2 separate regions of the Homo sapiens genome follow, and region 2 is linked to region 1. The links are chromatin contacts, found by Hi-C or POLR2A ChIA-PET in ENCODE. All regions are on one chromosome and are shown on one strand. The core of a region is the stretch at or near the end of the contact, and the rest is flanking DNA. Distances in the headings are between cores, read along the strand shown.

Region 1 (5,017 bases), core at 788-3,287:
CTCCCAAGTAGCTGGGGTTACAGGCCTGTGCCACCACGCCCAGCTAATTTTTGTATTTTTAGTGGAGATGGGTTTTCGCCATGTTGGCCAAGCTGGTCTCGAACTCCTGACCTCAGGTGATCTGCCTGCCTCAGCCTCCCAAAATGCTGGAATTATAGGCATGGGCCACTGCACCCAGACCCAAGGAGCCAATTTTCCTTAGTACTTCCCGTTCACTCAGTAGTGAGCACATGGGCTCAAGCCACTCCACAAGTCAGTCAATATTGCAAACCATATATAATAGTATACTTAATCCACATGTAAATGTTATAAACATTCCACAACAAACAAAGTAGCATTTAACATCAAGAGAAAAAGAGATAGGAGAAAGGGTTAAGGAACCAGTTCCAGGGTAAGGAAGAAGACAAAAGGAATCCTGGTCTGGGCTTGAGGGTCTTGCAGAGTCTTTGAGGGGCAGAGCCTTGGGAGGCAGATGCAGAGTTCTTATGAACGGCAGTGGGATGGTTGTCAGTTAAGGCTGCTGGGCTGCTGTTTTGTAGTCACAGAGTGCTCTGGTGAGAAATGGTAGAGGAACAGTGTGCTTCTTTGTGTCCTTATGTGGTTGGACGCAGTCTTTATTTATTTTTTTTTTTATTTTTTGAGACAGAGTCTTGCTCTGTCGCCCAGGCTGGGGTGCAGTGGTGTGATTTTGGCTCACTGCAACCTATGCCTCCCGGGTTCAAGCGATTCTTGTGCCTCAGCCTCCTGAGTAGCTGAGATTATAGGCACGGTGCCACCACGCCCAGCTAATTTTTGTATTTTTAGTAGACACGGGGTTTCACTATATTGGCCAGGCTGGTCTCGAACTCCTGACCTCGTGATCCACCCACCTCAGCCTCCCAACGTGCTGGGATTACAGGCATGAGCCACAGCGCCTGACCTTCTATTTTTTATTAAACAAAACATCTTGCCCTTGTTGGCAAAGCACCCTATGAAATATAAAATGAAGTCTTTTTCTAAGATGGAGTTAGTTATGTCAAGGGTGCGCAGTACTGTGCCATAAGCTCTCCCCCGGCTGCCCAGAGAGAAAACCTAAGGGCCTCTTAAAGACACCATCACAGCAGTTCAGCGGGGAGCAGGCAGGAATGGTTTCGGATCTAGTGGTGGTGAGAAGTAGACAGAGATCAGAGAAAGTTATAGGAGGTGAAAGTGGGAGGACCTTGGTTACAGACTGCCGGTGAAGAGGGACAAGGACAACCCGCAGGTCTCCGCTAGTCAGGTGGAAGGAAAGGAGGGGGCAGTGCCCTTCGCAGAGGCACAGGAAGCTGGGTCTTGATCACGCTGAACTCCAGACGCTCTCTAGATGTGCACGCATGTGCGTGTGGAGTGTGTGTGTGTGTGTGTGTGAGAGAGAGAGATGTGTTGGGGTGGGGGGACTGCAGGTCAGGAAGTCCTGCAGATGTGCGTGCCTGTGTGTGTTTGCGCGCGCGCGCGCGTGTGTGTGTGTCTGTGTGTGTGCCTGGAGCTGCGCTTGCAGGTCTGAGAGTCCTCTGAGAATGGGTTGGGGGAGGCGGGTGCAGGACCGAGGCCTGGAACAGCCAACAAAGAGGCCCTGGAGGAGGGTGGGGCTGGCCGGGGACAGGAGGGGTGGCCAAGAAAGTCGCAAGAAAACTCCGGCCCCCAAGAAAAAGAGAGGGCATGGGTTGCGGAGCCGACATCACGGCCGGGGTCTTTGCTGTTTAGACGCCTGGGTTCCCGGATCCCAGACACGCGCACGGGCAGGAAGTTAGACCGGAGACAGCGAGTATAGACAGCCCTTCTGGATAGGGGCAGACGGGTGGGAGCTCCGAAGGGGTGCCGGGGCGGTGATCGGGAGGTCTCCAGCGGCCCGAACCAGGGTGAAGAAGAAGGTGGAGTCTGCGGAGGCCCCAGGCCGGGGAGGGGGCGGGTCGGGCCCAGCATCCCCCGCAGCCGGGGTCCGAGGGGGAGGGGCGGGCTGGAGGAGCGGGTGGGGGCGGGGCGGGGCGTGGCGGCGGGGGATGCGCCCCTGCGCGAGCCAGTGTCGCCTGCCCTCCTTCCGCACAGCCCGGGTTTCCGCTTCCCTCCGGGCGCGAGAAGAGGGGAGCCAGGCCGAGCCCCGGCCCTACCGCCGCCGCCGCCATGTGGCCCCCAGACCCCGACCCCGACCCGGACCCCGAGCCTGCCGGCGGCTCCCGTCCCGGCCCCGCGGTCCCCGGGCTCCGCGCCCTGCTGCCGGCGCGGGCTTTCCTCTGCTCTCTCAAAGGCCGCCTCCTGCTGGCCGAGTCGGTGAGTGCGGCGGGACCCTCGGCCGCCCCGCTAGGACTGCGCGGCTCCTTTCGGAGGAGGACGTCGGGGCGCGGGTGGGGTCCGGGGGCGGCCGCCGTGCTCCGATACCCCCTCTCCGCGCCGCCTCGGCCGACTTCTCTCGGGCGCCTGGCGAAGTTGGGTCGAGGTCCCCAAACTTTGGACGGCGGGGCGGGGCCCGAGCCCAGGCCATCCGCGGCGCTGTCCCCGCGAGTCCAGAGCTGGGGGCCGTGGGAAGTGGGTGGGGCCCGGGGATGTGGGTCCTGCTGTGTGAGCCAGGCGCCCCCGCCCTCTCTGGGCCCCGGGGACTCGGGCAACTCGGACCTCCGGGACTCCCGGGCCGCAGCGGGGTCCGCTTTCCTGCGAGCGGGTAGTGCGGGCCGGGGCCTCGACCTGCGGGGCCGAGCCGGCGGGGGGCCGTGCGGAGCGGGAGGGATCCCCCACCCCCGGGACTGGGTGAGGCGGCCCCGCGGTGACTTCATCGCCCTCCTCCCCTCCGCGGCCGGGCTCCTTCCTACTCCGCCCTCGCCCCCACCCCGGCCGGTGGGGCTTCTTTGTCCTCTGGACACCGGAGGCGCCCGCACTGTCCGCTGTGGGGTAGGGGTGGCGCTGGGCCGTTGGGGATGGGGAGGGAGAGGCCGGGCCGGAGACCGGGGGAGGCGGGAGGAGAGAGCGGCGCACGGCGGCGGCCACTTGTTGCTTAGATCCCAGGAACTTGGCGCTTCCTGCCCTTGTCCCCACTTTACAGATGAGAGCGCTCAGGCGCCTGATTTGACAGGTGGCTCAACTGAGGGGCCCAGTGAGAGCGGCCAGGAGGGTGGGGGCAGGAGGAAGGGGGATTCTGCTCCGGGACCTCTCCCTGGTCACTCAGGGCAGAGGGCAGAAGGTGGTCCTGCAGCCTCTCCCACGGTCAGCCCAGAGGCCACCTGCCCAACGCCCAAGTGAGACACCAATGCCACACTCCGAGCCCACACTCCCAGCCCCACCCTGGAGACCACTGGGAGCCACTTGAGGGGAGAAGCCTCGAATCCACCGTCCCCAGAGTGGCTTGAACCCCCCCATCCCCACCCAAGACCACCTCATAAGAGGGAGGCATATGTCCAGCAGGAGCATAGAGGCCACCCTGGGCCCAGCAGATGTCAGGAATCCAGGTCAGGGAGGATAAGGAAGGGTGAACGGTCAGCACTCAGGGTTCACAGGAGCCGCTGAGGGCACTCCTGCCTCCCTAGTCCCCTCACTCCCACCCCCAGGCCAAGCAAGTGCAGAGGCTGAGATGGACAGAAACAGAGAGAGGAAGTGGCCCCAGAAATCGCGGGATGAAAAAACAGGAATTGAGAGGGGAATCCCCAGAATTAGGCTTTGGGGTGCAGGCATAGGAGACAGGAAGGGGAGGGCCAGAGCTGGGTCAGTCCCATGGAAGGCCTTCCTGGGAGGCCCCAGCAGCCTCCCAGCCCGTCTCTATGCCTTAGTCTATCTTTCCAAAGGGGGCTCAGCTGCACCCAAGGCCATGTGCAGAGCAAATGGGGGTGCTCTGGGGACCCCCTGGGATCCCTGCAGTTCATTTGTCTGAAGCAGCCACAGTGCTTCCTGTGGGGCATCTGGGTGTCCCCATGGGGACTCCTGCACCCACTAGAAACTACTCAGCCATAGACATGTTCAAACGCAGCCACAGTGACAGAAACCAGGGACAGATGGCCTCCCCAACACCCACAGGGCCAAGTTGCTTAAGAACTCTACCTGGGCCGGGCGTGGTGGCTCATGCCTGTAATCCCAACACTTTAGGAGGCCGAGGTGGGTGGATCACCTGAGGTCAGGAATTCGAGACCAGCCTGGCCAGCATGGTGAAACCCTGTCTCTACTAAAAATAAAAAAATTAGCTGGGTTTGGTGGCGGGCGCCTGTAATCCCAGCTACTCGGGAAGGCTGAGGCAGGAGAATCACTTGAACCCCGGAGGTGGAGGTTGCAGTGAACTGAGATCGTGCCACTGCACTCCAGCCTGGGAGACGGAGCAAGACTCCATCTCTGGGGCGGAGGTAAGATAACTCTATCTGGGGGGTCAGCCAGCCCTGGGTTCAAATTCTAGTAGCCTCTGATTAGCCATGTGACAGAGTCTTCTCATCTGTCAAGTGGGGCTGTGCTCATGGGTGGATGTGAGGGTCAGAGGAGATGCCCGTGAGCCTCAGGGTACCAGGCACTGTGGAGCCCCAGGCTGGCCAACAGGTCACCTTGGCCTGCTCTGCAGCGTACCTGGGCTGCAGGACTGCCCAGGGCTCAACATCCTCCTGCATCAGCTCTTCCCACCTACAGAGTTGTGGGCAAGACCACAGTGAACATTTTGATTCTTGTAGTTCAAGTACAGCTGGCCCCACCTTTCACAGCTGGCCCTGTATGAATAAGGCAGCAGGGCCTGAGGTGTCAGTGCCAACGCACCCTCTGTTAGATGTTCCTTTCTTATCATTATGAAAATTTGCAAATACATTAAAACTCCAAAAGATTTTTTTGCTTTATCTATCTGTCCATCAAGGCATTTTATCTTTTAACACAAAATAAATTGCAGACATCAGGACATTTCAACTCTGAACACTTCAGGACGCATATCATTAAGGTTCAAGGTTTTTTCTTTTCAAGGTGAAATCTACATTCAGTGACGAGCACACGTCTTTGGTGTTGGGTGTTACTTTTTGGAAACTGGTTCCTGCCTCGCTTTGATTTC
Region 2 (5,017 bases), core at 1,094-3,593, 420 kb after region 1:
TGGGGGCAGATGTTTCTTGGCACAGAAAAGACACCTCTAAGCCTCCATGAGTGGGCCTTAGTAGAGCTGGATCTTAGCAAACCCCCTTAGCAAACACCCATAGCATGGTGTCTGGGCCAACCCATACCCAACTCAACAGCTGCCAAAGCTGTTAGGAGCACAGACTTAAGTGTACCTTACATGGGTGAAAATTTCCTTTATAAATTTCCTTTAATTCTGTTTTTTTAAATAAGTGAAAAAAAATTAACAACCAAAAAGGCATATAGAGGTCAGCCGAGGAGATGGCCTCCTTCAGCCTGTGGCTTATTTCCCGGTCATCCTGGCTGTTGGATGCCAGACTACGACGAGTGTGGGTTACCCTGTGGCCTGGAGTTGCCCAAGGCTGTCTGTGGGGCTGCTGTTCTGGGTCTGCTTGGCAGGCTTTGCTGTCCCTTTCCCTTAGGACATCGTTCCTCCCCTCCTTGAGGCTGACAATGAGAGCGCCCTGCCCTGCTCTGCACTCCCACCCCTCCAGGTCTAGCTCCCTTGACCCTGACCTTTTCCTTGCCTAAGCTCATGGCCATCAAGGCCATTCTAGAGATCTTTCAATTTTTATTTATTCCACATTTCCCATGGCAGAAACAATTATTGCTAGAGTCTTTGGCCAAGATCAACTTGGAGGTCTGTGAGCCCTCCTTGGACCCATTGTGGAGCAAGAGTGCTTCCTCATGGATTTTTTTTCCCCCCGAGACGGAGTTATGCTCTTGTTCCCCAGGCTGGGGTGCAATGGCACGATCTTGGCTCACCGCAACCTCTGCCTCCCAGGTTCAACCAATTCTCCTGCCTCAGCTTCCGAGTAGCTGTTTGAGACGGAGTCTTGCTCTGTGGCCCAGGCTGCAGTGCAGTGGCACCGTCTTGGCTCACTACAACCTCCGCCTCCCAGGTTCAAGCGATTCTCCTGCCTCAGCCTCCCGAGTAGCTGAGACTACAGGCGTGTGCCACCACACCCCGCTAATTTTTGTACTTTAGTAGAGATGGGGTTTTGCCATGTTGACCAGACCGGCCTCGAGCTCCTGATCTCAGGTGATCAGCCTGCCTCGGCCTCCCAAAGTGCTGGGATTAGGCCAGGCGCAGTGGCTCATGCCTGTAATCCCAGTACTTTGGGAGGCCGAGGCGGGCAGATCACCTGAGGTCAGGAGTTCGAGACCAGCCTGACCAACATGGCGAAACCCCGTCTCTACTAAAAATACAAAAAAATTAGCTGGGCGTGGTGGTGGGTGCCTGTAATTCCAAATACTCGGGAGACAGAGGCAGAAGAATCACTTGAACCCAGGAGGCGGAGGTTGCAGTGAGCCGAGATCGCGCCATTGCACTCCAGCCTGGGCGACAGAGCGAGGCTCTGTTTAAAAAAAAAAAAAAAAAAAAAAAAAAAAGAGGGCTGGGATTACGGGTATGAGCTACAGTGCCCGGCCACAGGACTAACTTTGAATCAAACTCTGCCATAAATCCCATGTCAGACTTTCTCCAGTTTGGGCTAAACAACTTCCCTAGAATTTATGGATCTTATTTTTTGCAGCTGATTGCACATTGAGTAAGTATATGGACTGGCAATCGGTTACATTCTTAACTCAGCTTGTTCTTCTTTAGAAACTTAAATTTATTGGGCTCCCACTGTGTGCTAGACCCACATAAAGGTTCTCACGCTAACACTGCAAACCTAGGAGTGTCTGCATTTTGGAAATAAGGAAACTGAGGTTTAGTGGTCCAATTCTTATCTAAGGCCCCAGCCAGCAGGTAGTGTAGCTGAGTGGGATCCCATCTAAGACCCATCTGACTCCAAAAGCCACGACCTTTCCACCATGACTCGGTTGGATTCTTTGGTCCGTTTCCACCTCAGTCTTCAACGTGCAGAGCCTACACCCCTGCCGGTCGGTTTAGGGACGAAAAGTCCCCAAGGACTTAGGTTTCCTCGCGTTCAAGTGACAATCTGGGGTTACTCCGCGCACCTGGGGAACCCAGAAGTTCCAGATGACCGAGGAAGGGCGGTAGAAAAGGCCTGCGCTGGCTACTCCCGTCTGCTAAAGGCCAGGCGGATCCCCCAACGACAGCTCCACGCCGAGTGGCCGCGGGCGAGCAGGGGGAAAAGGGCCCTGATGCGGAAGGAGCCCCGGGGCGCCACAGCCAGGCCGCTCCGCCAGCGGGCGGGTGGCGCATGCGCGGCGTGGGCCGCGGAGTTGTGAATGGTGCGTCTTGTTTGCCGGAGTTGGAGGCGGGCGGGCGCGCGAGGAGGAGGGGTGGGGCCGGCGGGGGCGGGGTGGGCGGTGAGAGGAAGTGGCGGCGGCGGCGGCGGCGGCGGCCGGGGGCGGTGAGCGCTGGGGCTGCGCGGGCGGCAGGCAACGGCTGAGGCGGCGGCGGCGGCGGCGGCGGCGTGGGTTGGGCTCGAGCGGGCGGCGGCGCCTCAGACTCCCCGGAACGGGAGCCCACGCGGGCGGGCGCCTGAAACAAAGGGAAGCGGGCGTCCGGGCGCCGCGGGTGGGCGGTCAGTCGGTCAGCGCGGAGCCAGCCAGCGGGTGCCCGCGCAAGCCCCGAGCGCGGCCGGCCGGCGCGGCCTCAGGGCGGGAAGATGCCGCGCGTCGTGCCCGACCAGAGAAGCAAGTTCGAGAACGAGGAGTTTTTTAGGAAGCTGAGCCGCGAGTGTGAGGTGAGGCAGGCGGGCGGGCGGCTAGGAGGCCGCAGCGCGCCCCGAGTGGGCCCGGGCGGAGAAAAGTTTGGGCGGCACGGTCCCCGGGAGTCCCGGTCGGTGCGCCCGCGGAGGGGCAATCTCGCCGGGGCGGCCATCGCCCGCAGCCTCTGCTTGCCCTTATCGGCGCTGCGCTGGGAGGGCGGGCGCGCGGGCGGCGCCGCGGATTTGGCTCCTGATTTCGGGCCGTCTTGCCTTGCAGATTAAGTACACGGGCTTCAGGGACCGGCCCCACGAGGAACGCCAGGCACGCTTCCAGAACGCCTGCCGCGACGGCCGCTCGGAAATCGTAAGTCGGCTGGCCCGGGGCGCGCGCGGGTCACTTGTTGCGCGGGGCCGCGGCGGCCCAGGCCGGTTCCGGACGGCGGCGCGGCTGCTGCGGCTCCCGGAACTGAGTGGGCGCCGTCTCACTTCCTACTCGGGATTCAAAATGCGAAACCAGATGCCGCGGGCCGGTACTCGCGGGGAGACGCTTTTCCTGGGGCTCGCCGCGGTGGCGCGTGTCGGCCAACGGAGCACCGCGAGTGGAGCTCGAACCCGAGCCAGACTAAACAAGCGAAGGGCATTGTTTAGGCGGCGACACCGAAGAAGGGTTCAGGGTATTTGTAGCAAGCAAACCCCCATTCGGAAAAAGAAGTGGAGCTTCATTCAAGGTCGGCGATAGTTTGTTTCTTAGAAGGTAGATCTGTCGGTAATTCTCTGTGTCAAGCGGTCTCACTACCAGATCGCCGAGTAGAAATCTTTCCTCCAGTTATTTATTCTAATAGAGAGGGGAGGGGGGGGAAAAGGCCCTAAAAATGTCATTTTCTTAGAATGTTAAGCTTCAGGAGAATCAGAAAGAAACCATTATCCCCATGTCCTGAGTAGGGCTGCTGTTCCTAAAAACTGCACAGATGGGCAAAACCCACGGTTGATCTCGAGGTCCTTGTTTTAGGAGGCAGATTTAGTGCGTCTTCACCAGACCTTGGGTTGAAAAAAAAAATCCAAGGGTCCTAGTTCCTCTCATCTTTTTGGTTTGCCTTGTTGGAGGTGCTGATGAGGAGGGAGTGGTAGGAAGAAACCAAGAAAAGAGGTTGATTATTACTATTTTTTTGAGGTAGAGTCTTGCTCTGTTGCCCAGGCTGGAGTACAGTGGCTCGATCTCGGGTCACTGCAACCTTCGCCTCCTGGGTTCAAGCGATTTTCCTGCCTCAGCCTCCTGAGTAGCTAGGATTACAGGTGCCTGCCACCACGCCCGGCTAATTTTTGCATTTTTAGTAGAGACGGGGTTTCACCTTGTTGGCCAAGCTGGCCTCCTGACCTCAAGTGATCCGCCCTCCTCGACCTCCCAGAGTGCTGGGATTACAGGCGTGAGCCACTGCGTCTGGCCTGATTATTTTTTAAAAAGTTGAAGCACTGTCTAATGGAATGCTGTTACTCTCTGCTCGGTGACTTGGACTCACTGCATTGTTAGAGGCTTGAAGCTAGGTGCGATTTGAATTTGGGTTAACAGTAGGAAGACATTGGAAATTTACTTCTCCCACCCCCTTTATAAAACCAGTTTATTTTTATTCAGATATAATTCATATGTCATAAAATTCTCCCTTTACATCACTGAACTCAAATTTATTTTTAAAGAATATTTTGATATTTTAAGTGAAAGCTTTTTAGAGTTGTAATAGTGAGAAGATACTGGTTAAATTTATCAGGAGCTCCTGAATATTTGGTCATTAGTGCATGTTATGAAAGAGAGTCTCAAGCTTTTAGCCCACTTGCAAATTTCTTGAGTAATTGTAGTATTTATATGATTGAAGTGCATAAGACATACTTTTAGGTTTTGGCACTGAGTGGTATAATAAAAGAATTCATTAGCTGGTGCGATGATCGTGTCATCCTTTGCCTGGGTTACCTTTTGCAAAGGGAAGGTGGTATACCTGACGATAGAATTTCCTGGAGGTAAAGGATGCAAGTATAAAAGATAAGTTACAAAGTACTTGTACTCTCACTGTTTGCTTTTTTGTTTTGAGACGGAGTCTCGCTCTGTTACCCAGGCTGGAAGCACAGCAGCATGATCTTGGCTCGCTGCAACCTTCGCCTCCTGGGTTAAAGCGATTCTCCTGCCTCAGCCTCCTGAGTAGCTGGGATTACAGGCACACACCACCACGCCCGGCTAATTTTTTTGTATTTTTAGTAGAGACGGGGTTTCACCATCTTGGCCAGGCTTGTTTTGAACTCCTGACCTTAAGTAATCCTCCCACCTCGGCCTTCCAAAGTGCTGGGATTACAGGTGTGAGCCACCGCGTCTGGTCTTGTTTCGTT

Evidence for each region. A loop is a pair of places that touch in the nucleus more often than their neighbours do. ChIA-PET counts read pairs that join two places held with the same protein, here RNA polymerase II (POLR2A). Pooled maps may share reads with other maps.
Region 2: a map with no recorded cell type shows a loop between it and region 1 (8-fold over the local background). The contact joins the promoter of CBFB here to the promoter of CMTM3 in region 1. A Hi-C loop is called at or near these places in 1 of 37 single-sample maps with no recorded cell type and 1 of 50 pooled maps. POLR2A ChIA-PET finds 5 or more read pairs at or near these places in 2 of 52 experiments (GM12878 and activated CD8-positive, alpha-beta memory T cell).

The regions. Positions count from the first base shown.
Region 1 is chr16:66,602,667-66,607,683 of GRCh38, forward strand. CMTM3 (CKLF like MARVEL transmembrane domain containing 3) reads left to right here and starts at 2,038. Exons shown (of 5, transcript NM_181553.4): 1 at 2,038-2,286. The coding sequence starts at 2,140. It also overlaps a transcript of CMTM4 not described here. RefSeq lists silencers at 1,923-2,762, 2,823-3,042.
Region 2 is chr16:67,026,806-67,031,822 of GRCh38, forward strand. It overlaps CBFB (core-binding factor subunit beta), which reads left to right and starts at 2,344. Exons shown (of 6, transcript NM_022845.3): 1 at 2,344-2,680; 2 at 2,922-3,008. The coding sequence starts at 2,603. RefSeq lists an enhancer at 1,607-1,746 and silencers at 2,307-2,496, 2,587-2,826, 3,077-3,126.